Regions from separate parts of the Homo sapiens genome. Here all the other regions are linked to region 1. A link is a contact called in ENCODE Hi-C or POLR2A ChIA-PET data. All regions are on one chromosome and are shown on one strand. Each heading gives the region's core, a stretch centred on a gene start or an enhancer-like site at or near the end of the contact. The rest is flanking DNA. Distances are from core to core; before and after follow the strand shown.

What was found. Hi-C counts contacts between places; a loop is a spot of excess contacts on that map. ChIA-PET counts read pairs that join two places held with the same protein, here RNA polymerase II (POLR2A). Pooled maps may share reads with other maps.
Region 2: a loop to region 1 is called in a map of naive thymus-derived CD4-positive, alpha-beta T cell, with 6 times the contacts of the local background. The contact joins the promoter of SLC2A1 here to the promoter of HYI in region 1. A Hi-C loop is called at or near these places in 2 of 168 maps with a recorded cell type or tissue (ascending aorta and naive thymus-derived CD4-positive, alpha-beta T cell) and 8 of 50 pooled maps.
Region 3: a map with no recorded cell type shows a loop between it and region 1 (4-fold over the local background). The contact joins the enhancer-like site here to the promoter of HYI in region 1. A Hi-C loop is called at or near these places in 1 of 37 single-sample maps with no recorded cell type and 1 of 50 pooled maps. POLR2A ChIA-PET finds 5 or more read pairs at or near these places in 2 of 52 experiments (CD8-positive, alpha-beta memory T cell and OCI-LY7).

The regions. Positions count from the first base shown.
Region 1 is chr1:43,452,329-43,455,465 of GRCh38, reverse strand. HYI (hydroxypyruvate isomerase (putative)) reads left to right here and starts at 1,535. Exons shown (of 8, transcript NM_001190880.3): 1 at 1,535-1,871; 2 at 1,969-2,080. The coding sequence starts at 1,673. It overlaps SZT2 (SZT2 subunit of KICSTOR complex), which reads right to left. Exons shown (of 72, transcript NM_001365999.1): 72 at 1,219-3,137. HYI-AS1 (HYI antisense RNA 1) reads right to left here and starts at 1,539. Exons shown (of 2, transcript NR_174945.1): 1 at 1,413-1,539. RefSeq lists silencers at 1,499-1,798, 1,909-1,968 and an enhancer at 2,759-3,137.
Region 2 is chr1:42,956,734-42,960,663 of GRCh38, reverse strand. It overlaps SLC2A1 (solute carrier family 2 member 1), which reads left to right and starts at 1,796. Exons shown (of 10, transcript NM_006516.4): 1 at 1,796-2,030. The coding sequence starts at 2,013. SLC2A1-DT (SLC2A1 divergent transcript) reads right to left here and starts at 1,615. Exons shown (of 4, transcript NR_033967.1): 1 at 1,087-1,615. RefSeq lists silencers at 1,440-1,623, 1,496-1,905, 2,036-2,675.
Region 3 is chr1:43,833,157-43,837,086 of GRCh38, reverse strand. All of the region lies in intron 4 of ST3GAL3 (ST3 beta-galactoside alpha-2,3-sialyltransferase 3), which reads right to left. Among named protein-coding and RNA genes, the nearest start is that of MIR6079, 3.5 kb to the left of the region's middle. RefSeq lists enhancers at 1,385-2,152, 2,153-2,920. Within about 2 kb of position 1,851, at least 19 of the 41 ENCODE cell types and tissues checked have a DNase peak (open chromatin) inside an H3K27ac peak, as active enhancers do; they include OCI-LY7, where a contact is called at or near this core.

The DNA.
Region 1 (3,137 bases), core at 286-2,785:
AAAACCAGCTGCAAAAGAGCATGAAATCAGGTGATCAGTGTCAGCTGGCAGCAGTCTGTTCTTGGAGGCAGAGCTGAAGAAACAGAACCTGCCAAGAATTTGGGTTCACCACGGGATCAGGCTGGATCCCTGGTGTCTGAGCTGGCCTCATTTGAGATGGAGTTGAGTGTTGACAGAACAATCAGTGGGAGCTGGGTGTTCCTAATGTTGCACTTTAAGCTTCTCTGTCAAAGTTAGCACAGACGATAGATCAAGATGACGTTTACTCATGAATTGTTGGGATATAAATTTATATTTTTCAAAGGAAATTTAAGATATCAACAACTTAAATATGTTCCTATTTTTGACCATGTAATTCTACCCATAAGAACCTGCCCAATCAGTTGGGTTATTGTAGATGAAAGTAAAATCATTCAAATTATCTCAAGAAACATTAAGAGGCTATACAGAGACAGAAACCCAGGAAAGTCTAAGCATCCCAGCCTTAAGTGCACAGACCTGGGGGCAGCTATGGGTTTGGGCACCCTTGGGATGACATGGGTTTCTCAGGGTGCTACCTCTATTCACAGGACTTGGTTCCCCTCCTTTCCGCTCTAGCTTTTCTTTACCATAGGACTGTCTTATTTCGTTTCTACAGCCCAGTCACCTTCTGGCAACACCACCTGTTGACTCTCAGCATTTCCTTGTTTGAACTCTTGATTGGTTAAATTACCTTTCCAAACGACGCAAGTAAGAGGTTTTTGGCCAGTCTATGGATTGGCTGCCCTGGGATCAGATGACCTCCCTGGTCCAATCAGCTGAGGCTAAGGCTAAAAAGGGACAGCTCACCCATAGCTGCTCCAATGGGGCGGTTTCCCTTGCAAAAGACTAGCGGCGTGAACGGGCAAACACTGTGATGGACATCTCTAGAAAAAGACTCGGAAAAGAGTCAGAGATAGGGACTAAGAAGTGCCTGAAAGTGCGCTTGCAGCGCGCGTGCACACACACGATATCCAACCACAAAGTACAATAATGACTTGCTGCTTAGGTGTGCGACAATGAGCAGCGAAGGCACTGACTTTGAAGGCTATTGGAAAACACGAGGAAATGCTCACAAAATAATATTCCATGAAAAAGAGCTATAAAACAGCATATACCGAATGATCAGAATTTCCAAAGAAAAAAATTGCATATTTTAAAATTTGGACGGGAAAGCCAACAGGCTAGTGGTGTGATAACTGGCGGTATAAAAGTGCTTCTTTATTTGGTCATACAGCTTTCAAATGTTGCTTAACGAACAGATAGCATTTTTATAATCAGAGGAAAGACTCAGTATTAAAGTGCGCGTCCCATCATTGCAACCGGGCCCTCGGGCAGCCAGCTCTCTCTTGCTTCGCGTCCGGCTCTCAGGCCCTGGAGCTCGGCCTCCCTACCTTCTCCAGGCGCGGGTCCTGCTCCTTTTCCGGCCGCCCTCGCTCCGCCCCTTCGCCTCTCCCCGTGATCCCTCTCTCGCTAACCGTAGGCGCTTTTCGTGAAGGCCCGGGTTTTTACAGCACTTCGCTTTTCTAACCACGAACAGTGCTCGTTCGTTCGCAGGGCCAGCAAGGAGAGCCCCGCCCCCGCCCGCCGCCCGCCGCCCGCCGCCCGCCGCCTTTGGATCCCGCGGACTCCGCCCGGCCCGGCCTCCCCAGGCATGGCGCCGCTGCGCTTCTCCGCCAATCTGTCCTGGCTATTCCCCGAGCTCTCCGGCCTCCCCGCGCGGGTGCGGGCCGCGGGCAGCTCGGGCTTCGAGGCCGTCGAGGTGGCCTGGCCGTACGCGGAGACGCCTGAGGCGCTGGCGCGCGCCGCGCGAGAAGCGGGGCTGCGGCTTGTACTGATCAACACGCCCCCGGGTGCGTCGCGGGCCGGGAGGGCTGGGAGGGCTGGGGGGTGCCGGGGCGCGGGCAGGGGAGTGTCCGAGCCGGGGGCTGAGGCCCGTTCTCTCTGCAGGAGACCAAGAGAAGGGGGAAATGGGGCTGGGGGCCGTCCCCGGGAGACAGGCGGCCTTCCGAGAGGGACTGGAGCAGGCCGTGCGGTATGCCAAAGCCCTGGGCTGTCCCAGGTACCCCGCTCCACCCCACCCCCACCCCTGTGACCCATGACCCTGATGCAGGTTCAGGGAGTCGAGGACGCCAGATCTGAGACGCTCAGAAGTCTGAGCCCACTGGTTTATCTCTGCCTCTGCGGTCCTGGTCCTTTGTAAATTGCCTTTTGTATTTTATCTGTCTTATGCCACTCTGTTTGCCACTCTTTCATGCTCACCCCATGCTGGGATCCCATGCTGGGAGCTCAGTCTGCCTAGGCAGATAGGAGAGTAAATATATACAGTGATGCATTTGAGGACAGGCCTATTCCAGGAAGCTGTGGGAGCAGGGTAGGCACCTAACCCTGTCTGGATCAGAGAAAGCTGCTTACAGGTAGTGATGCTTGGACTGTCTTCAAGGAGTGGGCATTGCTTGATGGGCAGGAAGTTGAGTGTTCCTTGCAAGGGTGCTGTGGCAAGAGGAGGCCTGGTGTATTTGGCAGCGTTCCTGAGGCTGGACATGTATGTAGCCTGTTGGGATGGGGAGGCCTGGAATGTCTGCTTGGAGCTGGATGTGGCTAAGATCAGGGGATGATGGGAGGAGGTGGACGGCTCAAAGTGGGGCTGATTCAAATGTCAAATCCTGCAGAGGCCAAACAGGCTCAGAAGGAACTGGCAAGAGGGGATCACTACTGGTCAATGGTGGGGGCAGAAAACAGATGGGAAAAGGCTAAGTAGATGCGAGGAGAGGAAGTAGAGACAGCAGCATGGAATACCTGAGAAGGGCAAGCAAAGGTCAGGACAATTTTTAAAGGTGAGAATTTAGCAGGTTACAGGTTGCGGAGAAGGACCGAGGGAAGGAAAGGTTTTGGAAAGTACTGGAGGCAGGAGGCGGTGGGTGGACACTGAGATGTCTGGGAAAGGGCTTGCCCCTCAGCCATCACTGAAGTGTCTCTGAAAGTGCTGGGATACCTGGGCATCGTGACCCAGGTGCCATGGACTGGAGACCTGGGGAGACGGACGAGGGCTGGCACAGTCAGGGAATCCTGGAAGAGGTGCAGAGAGAGCCAAGGGAGGCAAGGCCTCCAGTCCATCT
Region 2 (3,930 bases), core at 547-3,046, 500 kb after region 1:
CCAGGGGTGAGGAGAGAGGTGGCCCAAGCTTTCCAGGCTGAGCATAGAGAGACCACAGGAATTGAAGCCTTGGGCAGGGGGGTGCCCAGAATGCACCTGCCTTCTGTTTCAGGGCTCCATACTCAACCAAGGTGCCCCTCAGCCAGAACTGGACACATTGCCAGAGAACTCCAGGGGTCATCTGGTCGGCTCAGCCTCCCGGTTTCCGACAGACAGTAAGCCCACCATGACTCCCTCCATCGGGAAAGGGACCCTCAAGACTTTGATCAGACCTTTGGACTGGGGGTCCTTCCCTTCACTGTGTCTCAAGTAAGGCACTGGTCTAGAGGAAATAAGGTGAAGTCAGATGATAGCAATACCACTACCAGTGCAGTGGCACATGCCTGCACTCCCAGCTACTACGGAGGCTAAGGTGGGAGGATCACTTGAGCCCAGGAGTTTGAGACCAGCATTTATTTATTTACTAACAGACTAAATAAATAAACCAACAATACCACCAACCAGTAAATGAGAACTTCCATGCTAAACACTTCATGAGCTTATCTGGAAATTGCACCTCTCCTGATAGCAATGAGATTGGTGTGGGAATTCCATTTACTCATAAGAAGACAGCCTCGGCCGGGCTCAGTGGCTCACGCCTGTAATCCCAGTACTTTGGGAGGCGAGGTGGGTGGATCACGAGGTCAAGAGTTCAAGACCAGCCTGGCCAAAATGGTGAAACCCCGTCTCTACTAAAAATAAAAATAATTAGCCAGGGGTGATAGCGGGCGCCTGTAATCCCAGCTACTCGGGAGGCTGAGGCAGAGAACTGCTTGAATCCGGGAGGCGGAGGTTACAGTGAGCCGAGATCGTGCCGCTGCACTCCAGCCTGGGCGACAGAGCGAGACTCTGTCTGAGAAAAAAAAAAATTAAAGAAAAAAACGAAAACAGCCTCACTGGCCAGGAACTCGCCCAGGATCGCGGCCGGGCCAGTATACAGTTGAGCTGGTTCAAACCCGAGGTCTATCATGTCCTTAATGTCCTATCATGTCAGTCAGTTAGCCTGCCTTTCATATTTTCCACACTTACAGGTCACCATAGACTCACCTGAACTGTGAGAAGTAGAGGAAGGCGTCCCAGAGGAGGTGATTTTAAAGCCCAGGTTTGAGATGGGTATGCATTTCCAGGCAAGAGAGCCCGGCCGGTGCAAAAGCAAGGCTTGGCTCACAAACGGGAATGTGGGGGGTGGAGACAGGGAAGGGAGAAGTCAATCCCTGGGCAAGACCTCCTGGAGTCTCTCTAACAAATAAATACTACTTTCCATGCAGTAGACGCTGTTCTAAACACTTTACAAATATTAACTCACTTGGTCTTTCTACAACCCTACGAGGTGGTACTGTTACTATCCCTAGTGCACCGAAGTCACCCAGCGGCCGAGTGAGAACTCCAGTCCAGCTTTCCACCCGCTACTCCGCGCATCCCAGCTTGCCTTACAGCCGGGTACCGGCTCCACCATTTTGCTAGAGAAGGCCGCGGAGGCTCAGAGAGGTGCGCACACTTGCCCTGAGTCACACAGCGAATGCCCTCCGCGGTCCCAACGCAGAGAGAACGAGCCGATCGGCAGCCTGAGCGAGGCAGTGGTTAGGGGGGGCCCCGGCCCCGGCCACTCCCCTCACCCCCTCCCCGCAGAGCGCCGCCCAGGACAGGCTGGGCCCCAGGCCCCGCCCCGAGGTCCTGCCCACACACCCCTGACACACCGGCGTCGCCAGCCAATGGCCGGGGTCCTATAAACGCTACGGTCCGCGCGCTCTCTGGCAAGAGGCAAGAGGTAGCAACAGCGAGCGTGCCGGTCGCTAGTCGCGGGTCCCCGAGTGAGCACGCCAGGGAGCAGGAGACCAAACGACGGGGGTCGGAGTCAGAGTCGCAGTGGGAGTCCCCGGACCGGAGCACGAGCCTGAGCGGGAGAGCGCCGCTCGCACGCCCGTCGCCACCCGCGTACCCGGCGCAGCCAGAGCCACCAGCGCAGCGCTGCCATGGAGCCCAGCAGCAAGGTGAGTCGCGCGCCCGCGGGCCCTCCCGCCAGGAACAAAGGCGCAGACTCCTGCCCGCCTTACGCCGGCCAGGGCCTCCCCCGCCGCCCCGCTGCGCTGTGCGCCCGGGGCGGGCCGCGCGCCTCTCCGAGCCTGGCTCGGTGCGGGTCCCGAGCGCAGCGCCCCGCCGGGCCGCTGGCCGCAGTGGGGATGGGCTTCGGATCTAGCGGGCCGGAGGGCGCCGCGTGCGTAGTTGGCGCCGGCACTGAGCACATGGCCTCCTTCCGGGGGCGCCGCGCCGTCCACGCGGCCCTGCTGGGGCTGGGGACACAGGGCCCGGGAGCGGCACGTCGCACACGACCTCGGCAGCAGCAGCCCAGCCTCGGCCCCTCCCGGTGCGGGGGAGGGGGCCCGAGCGCGGCGCCCATTGGCTGAGCGGGCCGAGCCCCCGGCCCGGCCCCGGCCCCGGCGCGCGGAGGAGTCAGGAGCCGCCCCCGCTCTCCGTCTGCTCCCCTAGCCCGGACGCCCCTGTAGGTGGGCGGCCTGGTGCGAGGTGTCCCACCGGCCTCCCCTACTCCTCCCGCCAGTCCCCCGCGGTGACGAGGCCGAGGCCGAGGGGAGGGCACTTTTCTCCAGGCCCGGGCTCGAACGCGGGGGTTGAGATGAACCTCCGGTCTCGGAGGCTCTCCTTTGCGAGGAGTGCAGGCCCCAAAGCTTTGGCCCAGTCTCGCGGAGATGTGTTCCGCGGAGGCAGGTTTACCCTCGGGGCCAGGCGGGGAGCGCAACCGGAGGGGCGGGGGATCTGGGGGCCAGGAAAGAGCCCCAGGCTGAAGTCTAGCGGGAAGCGCGCACGCCACGGGGTTGGGGAATGAGGGATGGGGACTCTGGGGACCAACAACTCCCTAGATAGGATTTCTTTTTTTCTGTGTAAGTGGGCTTGTCCTGCAGGGCATCTTTGTAGCGTCCGCAGAGCGATTTCTTTTCAACAAATTGTTTGTGGAGCCCCTCCTGTGTGTAGGGCATTGTTTCTTTCCACCTCCTTTCCTCCCCCTAGTCTACAATATTTTCAAGTCCCCTTTTTCTTTTGAAACGGTCCCTCTTTATCTATTATACTTTGATTTTTCCATCTCGTCAGCTGGGAGGGCACCTGGATGGCCCTTGTTTTCTTAGCTGGGACGCGGGGGTAGCACTGAATTTTGAACTGCCCTTCCTACTGGCTGTGGAGGTGTCCCGCTGAGACTGAGCGGGGTGGCGCTGGGCCGCACCCTCGGCAGGAAAAGGCCTTCCGCCCCACACCTGTTGAATCCATAAATCCAGACGACTTGGTTCACCCTTCCTGGGCCCTCGCTTGAGGTGAGACCCCGGGGAAGTTCCCGGGGAAGGCTCCCAGGATCTTAGGTGAGCCGTAAGGGTGGGATATAACTAAACAAAAGTTCAGTGAGAAGCTCTTCTAGCTAGTGGCAAGGAAGTCCAAATATCTCAGGGCTCTTGCAGGCCACTTAACTTCTGGGCCTCAGTTTTTCCATCTGAAAGAGATCACTTTTGTCACTTCCTCTAGGGAAGGAACTATCTATTCAGCATACTATGCCAGACATGGGTATTTATTTGTTGAGTGGATAAGGGAATACTACGTGGAGACAGAAAAGTGGAGGAGAAAATCAGCAGGTTCTTAGCCAAACTACTTTAAGCGTCACGGACCTTATAGCCCTGCTGGTTACTCACTAGCCTGGAGCTCAGAGAAGGGAAATAAGTTTGCCAAAGTCACACAGCTAGTAAGTGGTTGAACTGGATTTGAACCCAGGCCCATCAGATTTAATTTCATTTCTGTCTCCACTGTCTCTCTTCACCACAACATTTCTTGAATTTTGGGCAGAAGGGAGAGAGTTTGCCTATCTTCAAAGGTGGCCCCTTGTGCCAGCTG
Region 3 (3,930 bases), core at 602-3,101, 380 kb before region 1:
CCTGCCTACCCTCTCCAGTGCCTTGCATAAATGGGCACAAAGAAGACCCCTAAAACTTTCTTAAGGAACAAAATGACCCTGACAGTCTCACGGCAGACAAGGCAATCTCAAGGAACCCACAAGGCTGAGACTGCTACATATTTTTCAGAAGACTTGTGTTCTAATCCTGGCCTGTTGCTGTGTGACCATAATCATGCCACCTCACATCTTTGGGTTTCAACGTCTTATGCGTTCAATGTGGGTCTGGAGTCACTGCCCTGCCACCAAAATCTCTGCACTATGCAGTCTAGAGAAGATCACAGCCAAAGAACAGGATATAGTCAGTGAATGGGCTCCGTGACTGCCGGGGCTGGAGGCCCTGCATGCTGGGGCACCTGAGTGAGCCCTGGCTGGCTGCCAGTTCTGAGTCCCCACCTCCTCCACCCCCACCCTTGGGCCTGCTGCCAAAACTCTGGTGCCCAGCTGCTCTACTGTGCTGGGGCCCTGTGGCAAGCCTACCCTCCAGGCTGCCTTCTGCAGGGTCTGGACTGGGTGGGTGTGGGGTGGTGGTACCAGAAATGATGATGCCACTGCCTAGTGTGTGTCATGTCTGATTCACCACAGACCCCTCGGGCCTAGCCCAGAGCCTTACACAGAGTAACTGCTCATTGAACACAAACTCATCTGATCAATGCACAATTTCTTTTAGAAATCTACATTTTCAAGCATCCCCCACCACGGAAATTCAAAGCCTGAAATGCAAATCTGAAGGCTGAGTGACAAGCCAAGGAGTTGGGACTTTATTTGGTAGGCAAAAGAAAGCCAAAAGTCTAACAAGAGAAAAACAATATTTTCTTATGTAAACAACTGTATTTTTGAAATGAAATATAAACCTCAGTGCAATTACAGAACTGACTAGAAGCTTTTTGACTAGGCACAGTGACAAAAACGTTCTAGATGTTTTCAGTTAGCTCTCTCAACAACTCTGTGAGTTGGTGCTATGAATTAATTTACACACAAGGCCTAGAAAGATGAAGAGACTAATCCAAGATCATACAAGTGGTAGACACTGGATTAGAACCCAAGGTCTCTAACACCAGTGGAGGAACTCTTAACAGGGCACTGCCACCAACACGGTCACGGAGGAAGGCACAGGACAGCACAGGAGTGGTCAACACAGTCAGACACGGGGTGGAGAAGACAGTCCAGAAGGCCTCACACAGCTTTGGTCTGCGGCAGTAAGGCATTTTGAGTCTCTTCATGTCCTGTCCCCAGTCCCCACCATCTGCTTGCCTGCCTTGTGCTGTGAGTTCCTGTGGTCTTTCTGAATTCCAGAAAGTTTCATAAACAGCAGAAAGATGGACAGCAGGTGCCCTTCTTAACACAGTGCAGTGCAGAAATAAATGAACAACAGACAGACCTTTGGCCACCTCTTTTCTCTCTAGTTTACCCCATCAACTTTTGGCAAGGTACTTAAAGAATAAGGGCTGTGGGACAGTCCAGGGGGCACAGGATCACGTCATCTACAATGGAGAGGGAGCTGGAGCCCAGCAGGCAAGGCAGGAGATACTGCTCTCTCCATGGCAGTGGAAGGCAGTCCAATATCAAGGATGATGGGCTCCAAATCAACCCCTCATTTAGAAAGCGACAGTAACTCCTAAAACGTACAACTCTGGGTACAGTGGGTCATGTCAAGTTATTACCAAATTAAAATGCCTTAGAAATGGCCTCCTGACTATCCCAGTGAGAGAAGAATAGGGGGAGTGTTGGGGATTCTGAGTCATCCAGCAGGCTGGGACCTCTGGGGCAGTTAGCGGTCAAAACCACCAAGATTAACGGTCGCCAACTCCCTGGGGCCAGAATAGTCAGTCTCTCTAAGGCACTCACACTCCAAATGCCAGCAGGCCCCCACAGATGTCTGATCAAATCACTCAGCCCTTGTTCTTCTCCTACTCTGCAGCTGGCCTTTCATTTTGGGAGATTTAGCATTAAACCCAGTAAGAGCACCCATTGTCCTGCAAACGTGACTACCAAGCCCCTGGGGTGAAGAGTGTTACCACTGCACTCACAAGAGGAAATCCAGATGGACAGGCTGGAGCCCCAAAGAAGGAACCAGACGCTTCCACTCTCCTGCTTCACTCAGAAGGACTGAGTTTAAGGAATCAGGCCAAGCAATGGGTCATAAATGGAAAAAGCATCAGATCTGGAATCAGAAACTGTCACAGAGGACACTGACAAGCAAGTGATGGAAAATCTGATTTTCAACTTCCCCATGTGCAGTGGAAACCATGTAATTCCAAGAATCGCATCAGGATGTGGTGAGGGAGCACATTTGGAGGGGACACACATGCTGTGTGACACGCGTGGCTGCCATAAGCGCCTGGCTCGGGTTCAGATCCAACCACAGGGAGAGTCACCACATGATATCTAGTGGGAGGGTGCCCTGGCTGACGTGTGTCTGAAGGATCAGCATTTGGGAGATGAGGAGTAGCACTGCAGGAGGCTGAAAGAGCAGGAGAGTGTGAGGCTGTGGTCAACGAAGTGTCTTAGGAAGGACGCAGAGACCAACTGCGTCACACACTGTGGAGGTCCAGTAAGGTGTGGCCACAGGACTAAATGCTGGATTCGGCAACAGGGAGGTCACCACCAACCTCAACAACAGCCATTCCACTGGAATGTGGAGGTGAAACTCGTTTCACTGGGTTTAAGAGAAAACAGGAAGAGACAAACTGAAGTCATGAAACACAGACTATTTTTAGGAGTTCTGCTACAAAGGAACAAAGAAATGGGGCAATAGCCGGAGCGGGGAAGCAGGGTAAAGTGTTTTTTGAGGTTAGGAAATATTTCCCCAAGTTTACAAGCTGGTTAGAATAAAAGAAAAACTCACAATGCAGTAGAGATAGGACAGTTGTAGGGAGAATGTTTCTTTTTGTTGTGTTTGTTTTCTGAGACGGGGTCTCACTCTGTTGCCCAGGCTGGAGTGTGGTGGCATGATCTCGGCTCACTGCAACCTCCACCTCCGAGGTCCAAGTGATTCTCCTGCCTCAGCCTCCCGAGAAGCTGAGGTTACAGGCGCCTGCCACCGCGCCCGGCTAATTTTTGCATTTTTAGTAGAGACAAGGTTTCACCATGTTGGCCAGGTTGGGGGAGAATGCCTGTGAGAAGGCGGAGGGGGAAAGGATCTAGCGCAAAACTGGAAGGGCTGGCCTTAGCTCTGCTCCCTTAGCCCGCCTTGGCCAGGGATGCCTATTTTCTAAGCACCACTTCCCTTGCGAACTTTCCATGATACTTCCCTTCTCAGGTAGAACCCATCCCCCTGTGGACCTGCGCCACCTAGGGCAGACCTTCATCTTCACTTGCTCACTTGTTCCCCCATTCTCCTACCGCCTTCCCCTTTCTGCCTCTCATTTCCACAGGCAACAAATATTTAGAGACAATAGAGTCACTCTGCTTGGATTTTTATCCTGGCTCTCTTAATAGCTGTGTGATTTGGGGCATGTCTTTTAAATTGTTTTGTGCCCTTAATTTGCACATCTTTAAAAGTGGGATTATACTAGTACTTACTTTATAAAATTTTTTTGTTAAGAGTTATGCTGAGAAAGAAGGGCTGGCACTGAGTACGGTGTCTGGCCCCTCGCTGGTGCTCAGTACATGCTAACTAACTGGCCTGGGATTAAGGATACAATGATGACTAGGACATAGTTAAGGCCTAGCATTACACTCCATTACACTGAAGAGTAATTGTCCATTTAAATATCTTTCTCTCATAGAATATGATCATTTTAGCAAAGCATGTATGGCACAGAATATACAAGTACCCAATAAAATGCTGGACTGAAATCAGTTGGTTACCTTGCCTTGGAAGGTTAATCAACAGGAAGTGTAAGGGGGAAGTGGGGTGATGGCCAGGGAAACTGGGGAAGAGTCATTGACAGTGATTCCTGAGGACTC